3 separate regions of the Homo sapiens genome follow, and regions 1 and 2 are each linked to region 3. Evidence: chromatin contacts called from ENCODE Hi-C or POLR2A ChIA-PET data. All regions are on one chromosome and are shown on one strand. Each heading gives the region's core, a stretch centred on a gene start or an enhancer-like site at or near the end of the contact. The rest is flanking DNA. Distances are from core to core; before and after follow the strand shown. Region 1 holds the start of TXNDC17 (thioredoxin domain containing 17). Region 2 holds the start of SLC35G6 (solute carrier family 35 member G6). Region 3 overlaps LOC105371512 (a long non-coding RNA gene).

Region 1 (2,700 bases), core at 21-2,520, 490 kb before region 3:
ATAGCCTGCACCTTCAGCCACAGGTGCAGAATGCTCTCATGGCCCAGAGATCCCGGGCGACCTTTTCTCTCGCAGCCCCGGGGACTTCTATCTTCGGTCTCCTCCTCCCCAGACCCGGTCACCCACACAGCCCCGGCAAGCCCCACCACCTCGGGCTCCCCCACAGCCCCGTTCACCCACACAGCCCCAGGGTCCCTTGCAGCCTCGATGGAGCCTGGGGTCCCAGGAGCTCCCAAAGCCTCATTCGCCCCGGCGGCGTCGGCTGTCTCCGCCGCTTGTCTCGTCCCCCATGGCCGCTGACGGCCCTGTGGCCTTTCTGCACTCACACAGCGCGTCTCCCACTCCGAGGGCTTCGCCCGGCGCCTTGCTCCACGGCCTCGGGACGTCCCTGCGCCCCGTCTCTTCCCCCACGGCCGCCGAACCCCCCGCCCCGACCTGCTGGGCCCCACGCAGCGACCCGGCATCTTAGCCGCCTGCTCTCCCCGGCGCAGCCTGGGCAAGGCCCCACGGCGAGTCTCCCGGCTCATAGCTCCAGGGCAGTTCCCTTCCTCCCTACCGCGGCCCTGGGGGATGTCTTAGCACCTCGCTCCCTAAGCTGCTCCACACACGCACTCACACACTCCGCTCCGGCCTTGCAGCCTTTCTCCCTCCGAGCCCCTCACCCATCCCACCCCCGCCCAGTCTCGGGAACCCGCCCCCAGTCCCAGGCCCCCGTAAAGCCTAGACGGCAGAAAAGGTAACTGGGGGGACAAAGCAACAAAGGCTTTCCGAGTCAGATCTCCTCTCCCCCAAGTCCATGACTCTATGCGGCTTCCCAGAATCCCCCCCAGCCCCGGCCCGAGCCCACCTGGCCTAGGGTGAGGCGCGGCTACTGGGAGGCGGGCAACGGGGGCCCCCAACAAGGCCGCGCTTCCGGCCGCCTGCCCAGTCGCCATAGCAACAGGCGCAGGGCGGCTTGGGAGCCTTTGAGGCCCTGAACTATTTAAGGATCCAGGTGTTGCAAGGCGGTAAGTTTTGCAGCCAGTGTCCATGAGGTCGGGGCTGGGACTAGATTAGGGTAGATCTAAGCCTGGGCTTGGGAGTGCAGCTAGCGCAGAAAGATCTGAGGAACTAGAGCAAAAAGCCATGCGGATGGATTGTGGTCGTCAGAGGCTCCCGTAGTCTTTAGCGGCGCTGGCTTCCGCAGGCTCCGCCCTCTCTTGCCCACCCGGAAACAGCCTCGCCCCGCCTACGCGGGACCCAACCGCGGCGACCGGACGTGCACTCCTCCAGTAGCGGCTGCACGTCGTGCCAATGGCCCGCTATGAGGAGGTGAGCGTGTCCGGCTTCGAGGAGTTCCACCGGGCCGTGGAACAGCACAATGGCAAGACCATTTTCGCCTACTTTACGGGTTCTAAGGACGCCGGGGGGAAAAGCTGGTGCCCCGACTGCGTGCAGGGTGAGGCCGGGATTCGGGGGCTGCTGTCCAATGGAAATGGCAGGAAGGTCGAGCCTACGGCCAGAAGGGGGGCTTAGCGGAGGCAGAGTCTTGGTTCCAGACATCCGCGGAGCAATCTGAGCTGTCCCCAAGTCTCCTTCTATTAAATCCTACCCCGCCCTGCCAAGAGCGCTCTTCCTTTTACCACCTTACCCGGATGATCTTGGAATCTAGTTCCTTAAAACTTCTCACTCCCCCAGTACCATTAGTGTCTTACAGGATACGTGAGTTGGTCAGCAAATACATGTGCTTTCCATTGTTACGGGCGCGGTGGTGCAGGGGCAAATCGGGACTGGGATTTGGTCCTTACCCTTAACGTGGCTCTAAGACCAGAAGGGAACACCTGACTTGTGTTGACCTCTTCAGTTAGCTGCAGGTTAAAGTCTGAGTGCTTACCAAGACTGGGGGAAGGGGGAAAGAACACAGTTTATACGTGCCTGATTGTAGAGTTGACGTGCGATTATTTTATCTCAACTTTTTTTAAAGCTGAACCAGTCGTACGAGAGGGGCTGAAGCACATTAGTGAAGGATGTGTGTTCATCTACTGCCAAGTAGGAGAAAAGCCTTAGTAAGTGGCAATGTATAATCTACCTCGCAGACGTGCACAAATTGCATACTTAGGCGGGAAGGGCCTCAGGGACTTACTTACCCAGTTTGTCTTACAAGGTAATGTCTGACAAGTTAAACAATTAGAAGCTATTAAATACAAATTTAAAATGCCCACCTGAATTAAGTAAGGGTAATTCAACGAATTTGGTCTGGTGTAAGCCCAGAACTTAGCTGGCTTTACTTTTATATCTTAGTCACACTTTGAAACTTTGCACAGGGTAATTAGTAGATTAAGCCATAGTCCGCAAGGTTTTTTAAGTGTTTGCAAGAACAGTGATTACTAAAAAATTAAATGTAGGACTATGTCAAATATTAAGCAAACTGTAATAAACCAAGTAAATTTTTTTCATGATCACTTTTTCTTTTCGAATAGTTGGAAAGATCCAAATAATGACTTCAGAAAAAACTTGAAAGTAACAGCAGTGCCTACACTACTTAAGTATGGAACAGTAAGTATCTTTAAATATGCTGGGCCTGTAATTCACTGTCAGAACTCTTTTAACTTGCTGTGGATCCAGATTTGAAAAGATCTTGACATTTCATCTCAATTCCATTGTTGTTCAGAGTGCTGCTGAAAGTCCATTCCTATGGCCAATCCCAATAAACTGATAATG
Region 2 (2,700 bases), core at 120-2,619, 350 kb after region 3:
CACCCTCTCCAGGAATGCGCAGGAAAGCTCAGCAGGCCGCGGAAAAAGAAGGCCCTGGCCCTGCATACGGGGCACACACGAACGACCACCAGCGCAAATGAACACATGAAGCTGGCTGGGTACTTTGTCCCCACCAGCAGATAGATCCACATCTGTATACTTGAACATAAATGCAGAGGCCTTGGTGTCGGCCTCTGGGGACAGCATCAACAAAACACCAGGTGGAAGCACACACAGAAAAAACACATTCCTGAAACTCCACAGGGACAATCCCAAGAACTCCTCCCTGGTGCTGGAAAATTAAAAACTAAGGAGATGGAGGAGCCAGGGTTCACAGCTCCTTGCCTTAAAACCTCTCTGAGGCTGGGCGCGGTGGCTCACGCCTGTAATCCCAGCACTTTGGGAGGCCGAGGTGGGCGGATCACGAGGTCAGGAGATCGAGACCATCCTGGCTAACACGGTGAAACCCTGTCTCTACTAAAAATACAAAAAAATTAGCCGGGCGTGGTGGCGGGCGCCTGTGGTCCCAGCTACTCGGGAGGCTGAGGCAGGAGAATGGCGTGAACCTGGGAGGCGGAGCTTGCAGTGAGCCGAGATCTCGCCACTGCACTCCAGCCTGGGCGACAGAGACAGACTCCGTCTCAAAAAAAAAACAACAACAAAAAAACCTCTCTGAAACCATGCAAGATATAAATAAACAAATTAATGTAAAGCCACAGAGCTAGCCATAAAAAGAATAAAAGAATCAGACAAACTTTGGAGTCATGGAGACATAAATAGAAAAGAAGCAGAGTTGGGCTGGGCACGGTGGCTCATGCCTGTAATTCCACCACTTTGGGAGGCGGGGGGTGGTGGGGTGGATCACTTGAGGTAAGGAGTTCAAGACCAGCATGGCCAACATGGAGAAACCCCATCTCTACGAAAAATAAAAAATTAGCGGGGTGTGGTGGCACATGCCTGTAATCCCAGGTACTTGGGAGGATGAGGTAGGAGAATTGCTTGAACCCAGGAGGTGGAGGTTGCGGTGAGCCGAGATTGCACGCACCACTGCACTCCAGCCTGGGCAAGAAGAGCAAAACTCCGTCCCAAAAAAAAAAAAAAAAATTAGCCAGGTGTAGTGGCACATTCTTGTAATCCCAGCTACTTGGGAGGCTGAGGCAGGAGAATCGCTTGAATCTGGGAGGTGGAGGTTGCAGTGAGATGAGATCACACCATTGCACTCCAGCCTGGATAACAAGAGTGGAAACTTCGTCGCAAACAAAAAAAGAAAGAAAGAAAGAAAAGAAGCAGAGTTGGACTCAGCGGGAAAATAGGCGTGCTACCACCTCAGGAGAGTTCCAGGGAAGAACCCCACCCCCACTCCAACCATGTCACAATGGCTGGAGCTCTGAGGGGCCCAGGCTCCCTGAGCCAGGAGGAGAGGAGAAAGTCCAAGGAAAGATGGTGAGTGTGGGGGCCAGGGGCCTAGTACTCCCTCCCTATAGCTCCTGGTTGCTCCATTTCCCCTCCTTTCCTAAAACTTAGCTGTCTCAGAGATACCCACAAATAGAATTCATAATGGTGTACCCAGATGTCTCTGGAACCTGTGGCATCATACAGATGCATAGCATCTGAGGCTTCCTCCCCTTCCTCAATCCGAGAGAGCATCCTGGGTCCTTTTTCTCCTCCCAGGAACAACTTACCCAGGGAAACGATGCTCCAGGACTGCTCACTCCTTGCTTCCTGCTCCAGGCCCACATTATAACATCTCACTCATCTTTTAGGCCCTTTCTAGCTCCGAAGAGTTCCTCAGCAAGATAGCCCAACACTGTACAGTCCCACAGGGTCCCAGACCCCATCCTGGCATCTGCCCTGCCCCAGGTCGCCTGGGCTGCGGCTGCTGTCTACCCTGAGCTCCTTTCTCCCTAACAGGCTGGCAGTCACCCCTACTTGAACCCGCCTGACTCCACACACCCATCGCCGCCCTCCGCTCCACCCAGCCTCCGCTGGCACCAGTGCTGCCAGCCCTCTGATGCCACCAATGGCCTGCTGGTGGCCCTGCTGGGTGGGGGCCTGCCTGCTGGCTTCGTGGGCCCCCTTTCTCATATGGCTTACCAGGCTTCCAACCTGCCCTCGCTGGAGCTGCTCATCTGTCGATGCCTCTTCCACCTCCCTATTGCCCTGCTACTTAAACTGCGTGGCGACCCCCTTCTGGGACCTCCTGACATCCGAGGCCGGGCCTACTTCTATGCCCTGCTCAACGTCCTCAGCATTGGATGTGCCTACAGTGCGGTTCAGGTGGTGCCCGCTGGCAACGCTGCCACTGTTCGCAAAGGTTCTTCCACCGTCTGCTCCGCCGTCCTCACCCTCTGCCTTGAGAGCCAGGGTCTCAGTGGCTACGACTGGTGTGGACTGTTGGGCAGCATCCTAGGACTAATCATCATTGTGGGACCTGGACTCTGGACACTACAGGAGGGGATCACGGGTGTCTACACCGCCCTGGGCTATGGGCAGGCTTTCGTGGGAGGACTGGCGCTGTCCCTGGGGCTTCTGGTCTATCGTTCTCTGCACTTTCCCTCCTGCCTCCCAACAGTGGCCTTCCTATCTGGCTTGGTGGGGCTGCTGGGCTCTGTGCCAGGCCTCTTTGTGCTGCAGCCCCCCGTGTTGCCCAGTGATCTCCCGAGTTGGAGTTGTGTGGGGGCAGTGGGGATCCTCGCCTTG
Region 3 (2,700 bases), core at 98-2,597:
GTATCAGAACCAAATGGTTTTCTGTCTTCTCGACAAGATCACAAGGTTCTTTGAAGCCAAGCACAACCAGAGGGTCCTGGGGGGTGGGGGTGGGGGGGCACCATATGCCCATAGCGTGGCAGCTCTTCCCTGTGCCAGAAGCACAGAAATGAAGGGACCCTGCCTTCAGGAACAGCACAGTTAGGAGGAAAATAAGGCTGGGCACGGTGGCTCATGCTTGTAATCCCAGCACCTTGGGAGGCTGAGGCGGGCAGATGGCGAGGTCAGGAGATCGAGACCAGCGTGGCCAACATGGTGAAACCCCGTCTCTACTAAAAATACAAAAAAGTTAATCGGGCATGGTGGCGCACACCTGTAGTCCCAGCTACTCTGGAGACTGAGGCAGGAGAATGGCTTGAACCCGGGAGGCTGAGTTAGCGGTGAGCCGAGATGACACCATTGCACTCCAGCCTGGGCAACAAGAGCGAAACTCCATCTCAAAACATAAATAAATAAATAAGAGGAAAATATACAGGTTCACAAGCATGGAGTGAGTGGGACCCCAGAAATAAGGTGTCCAGGGAGGGTTTTCTGGAGAAATGGTGCCTCAGCCACCCCTGGAAGAGCCTCAGTCCAGAACCTCACCCTCCAGAGTTTCCACCTACACACCTGCCTGTCAAAAGACAGCAAACTCCAGGAGAGCCACTTGCCACAAGTATATAGGATCTAATATGTTTGTTTGTTTTCATATAAAATTAATTTCAAATTAAATATTCCTGGATGATGAGGAGTTACCGAATGGGTACAAGGTACATTTGTTTGGGTGATGGAGATTCTAAAAGCCCTGAGTTCACCACTCCACAATCTATGCATGTCACAAAATTACACTTGTTTCCCATAAATTTATAAAAATAAATAAAGCTGGGCCGGGTGCCGTGGCTCACGCCTGTAATCCCAGCACTTTGGGAGGTTGAGGTGGGTGGATCGCCTGAGGTCAAGAGTTCGAGATCAGCCTGGCCAACATGGCGAAACCCCATCTCCACTAAAAATACAAAAAAAAAAAATTAGCCGGGCACGGTGGCGGGCGCCTGTAATTCCAGCTACTCAGAAGGCTGAGGCAGGAGAATCGCTTGAACCCGGGAGGTGGAGGTTGCAGTGAGCCGAGATTGCGCCATTGCGCTCCAGCCAGGGCAACAAGAGCGAGACGCGGATCTTTTGAGCCCAGGAGTTCAAGGCTGCAGTGAGCCATGATTGAGGCACTGCATTCCAGCCTGGGCGACAGAGCCAGGCTCATCTCAAAAACTAAAAATAAAGAAATTCTGACACATGCTACACCATGGATAAACCTTGAAGACATTATGCTGAGTGAAATAACCCAGTCACACAGGGACAAATATTGCATAATCCCACTACCTAAGGTAGTCAGATTCATAGAGACAAAAAGTAGAATGGTGTGGTCGCCAGGGGGAGGGGTTGGTGGGCGGGGAATGGGGAGTTGCTGTTCCATGGATTTAGAGTCTCAGTTTCACAAGATGAAAAGAGTTCTGGCCGGGCGCGGTGGCTCACGCCGGTAATCCCAGCACTTTGGGAGGCCGAGGAGGGCGGATCACGAGATCAAGAAATCCAGACCATCCTTCCTGGCCAACATGGTGAAACCACGTCTCTACTAAAAATACAAAAATTAGCTGGGCGTGGTGGCGGGCGCCTGTAGTCCCAGCTACTCAGGAGGCTGAGGCAGGAGAATCGCTTGAACCCAGGAAGCGGAGGTTGCAGTGAGCCGAGATCACACCACTGCACTCCAGCCTGGCGACAAAGCGAGATTCTCTCTCCAAAAAAAAAAAAAAAAAGATGAAAAGAGTTCCATGGATGGTTGCACAGCAATGAATGTGCCGCGTGCAACAGAAACGCATACTTAAAAACGGTTAAATTTTATGTGGTGTGTATTTTACCACAATTTTTTATGTAAAAGGCAAAGTTTTAAAAATTACTGCAATCAGTATTAAACCTCATTTCATATTTCTAGTTTACTCTTTCGCCCTTAGGAAGTTGGGTTTTTTTCTTTTTTCTCTTATGTTCCCAACATCAGGATAGCAGCGCCACCGTGTGGTCACAGCTGCAGGTGCCAGTCTGAAAGAAGAGAGACTCCCCTGCACCCCAACTATTTTTTAATACAGGTTGAGCGACCCTAATCCCAAAATCCAAAATCCGAAAGGCACCAAAATCCAAAATTTTCTGAGCCACAAGTGGAAAATGTCACACCTGACCTCATGTGACAGGTTTCAGTCAAAATGCCATCGAAACTGTTTCATGCACAAAATCATTTAAGATAATATATAAAATTACCTTCATAGCCTGGACAACATAGCAAGACCCTGTCTCTACAAAAAATTTAAAAATTAGCCAGGACTGGTGTTGCACGCCTGTACTCCCAACGACTCGGGAGGCTGAGGCAGGAAGATCACTTGAGGTCAATCAATCTGCATTATACTTCTAAGTAGCTGAAGTGAAACATTAAACAGTAAAGAGATCATTCTTACATAGCTAAGAGTATTCAATTATTCAGCTCCTGAGAACTATTTGGCTACACTTACTTATTATCTTTCTTTTGCCAACTGGTAAGACATCCTAGCCTGAATCACAAAAACACTTTCTGGTTCACATCTTAGAGTCGAAAAAGGCTTGCGAAGCCCCTAAAGGTGTTGAGGCAGCTTGGCCTGAGAC

Evidence for each region. Hi-C counts contacts between places; a loop is a spot of excess contacts on that map. ChIA-PET counts read pairs that join two places held with the same protein, here RNA polymerase II (POLR2A). Pooled maps may share reads with other maps.
Region 1: a loop to region 3 is called in a pooled map, with 4 times the contacts of the local background. The contact joins the promoter of TXNDC17 here to the enhancer-like site in region 3. A Hi-C loop is called at or near these places in 1 of 168 maps with a recorded cell type or tissue (naive thymus-derived CD4-positive, alpha-beta T cell), 3 of 37 single-sample maps with no recorded cell type and 7 of 50 pooled maps.
Region 2: a loop to region 3 is called in a pooled map, with 5 times the contacts of the local background. The contact joins the promoter of SLC35G6 here to the enhancer-like site in region 3. A Hi-C loop is called at or near these places in 1 of 37 single-sample maps with no recorded cell type and 3 of 50 pooled maps. POLR2A ChIA-PET finds 5 or more read pairs at or near these places in 1 of 52 experiments (T-cell).

Annotation. Positions count from the first base shown.
Region 1 is chr17:6,639,790-6,642,489 of GRCh38, forward strand. TXNDC17 (thioredoxin domain containing 17) reads left to right here and starts at 1,271. Exons shown (of 4, transcript NM_032731.4): 1 at 1,271-1,438; 2 at 1,964-2,045; 3 at 2,460-2,535. The coding sequence starts at 1,294. It overlaps KIAA0753, which reads right to left and starts at 922. Exons shown (of 19, transcript NM_014804.3): 1 at 848-922. It overlaps LOC122526780, which reads right to left and starts at 527. Exons shown (of 1, transcript NM_001396008.1): 1 at 1-527. The coding sequence starts at 527. RefSeq lists enhancers at 449-1,330, 1,461-1,730, 1,931-1,990.
Region 2 is chr17:7,480,077-7,482,776 of GRCh38, forward strand. It overlaps SLC35G6 (solute carrier family 35 member G6), which reads left to right and starts at 1,370. Exons shown (of 2, transcript NM_001102614.2): 1 at 1,370-1,443; 2 at 1,912-2,700. The coding sequence starts at 1,441. It also overlaps a transcript of ZBTB4 not described here.
Region 3 is chr17:7,134,349-7,137,048 of GRCh38, forward strand. The region is part of intron 1 of LOC105371512 (a long non-coding RNA gene); the gene reads left to right. Among named protein-coding and RNA genes, the nearest start is that of ASGR2, 21 kb to the left of the region's middle. Within about 2 kb of position 1,348, at least 2 of the 41 ENCODE cell types and tissues checked have a DNase peak (open chromatin) inside an H3K27ac peak, as active enhancers do.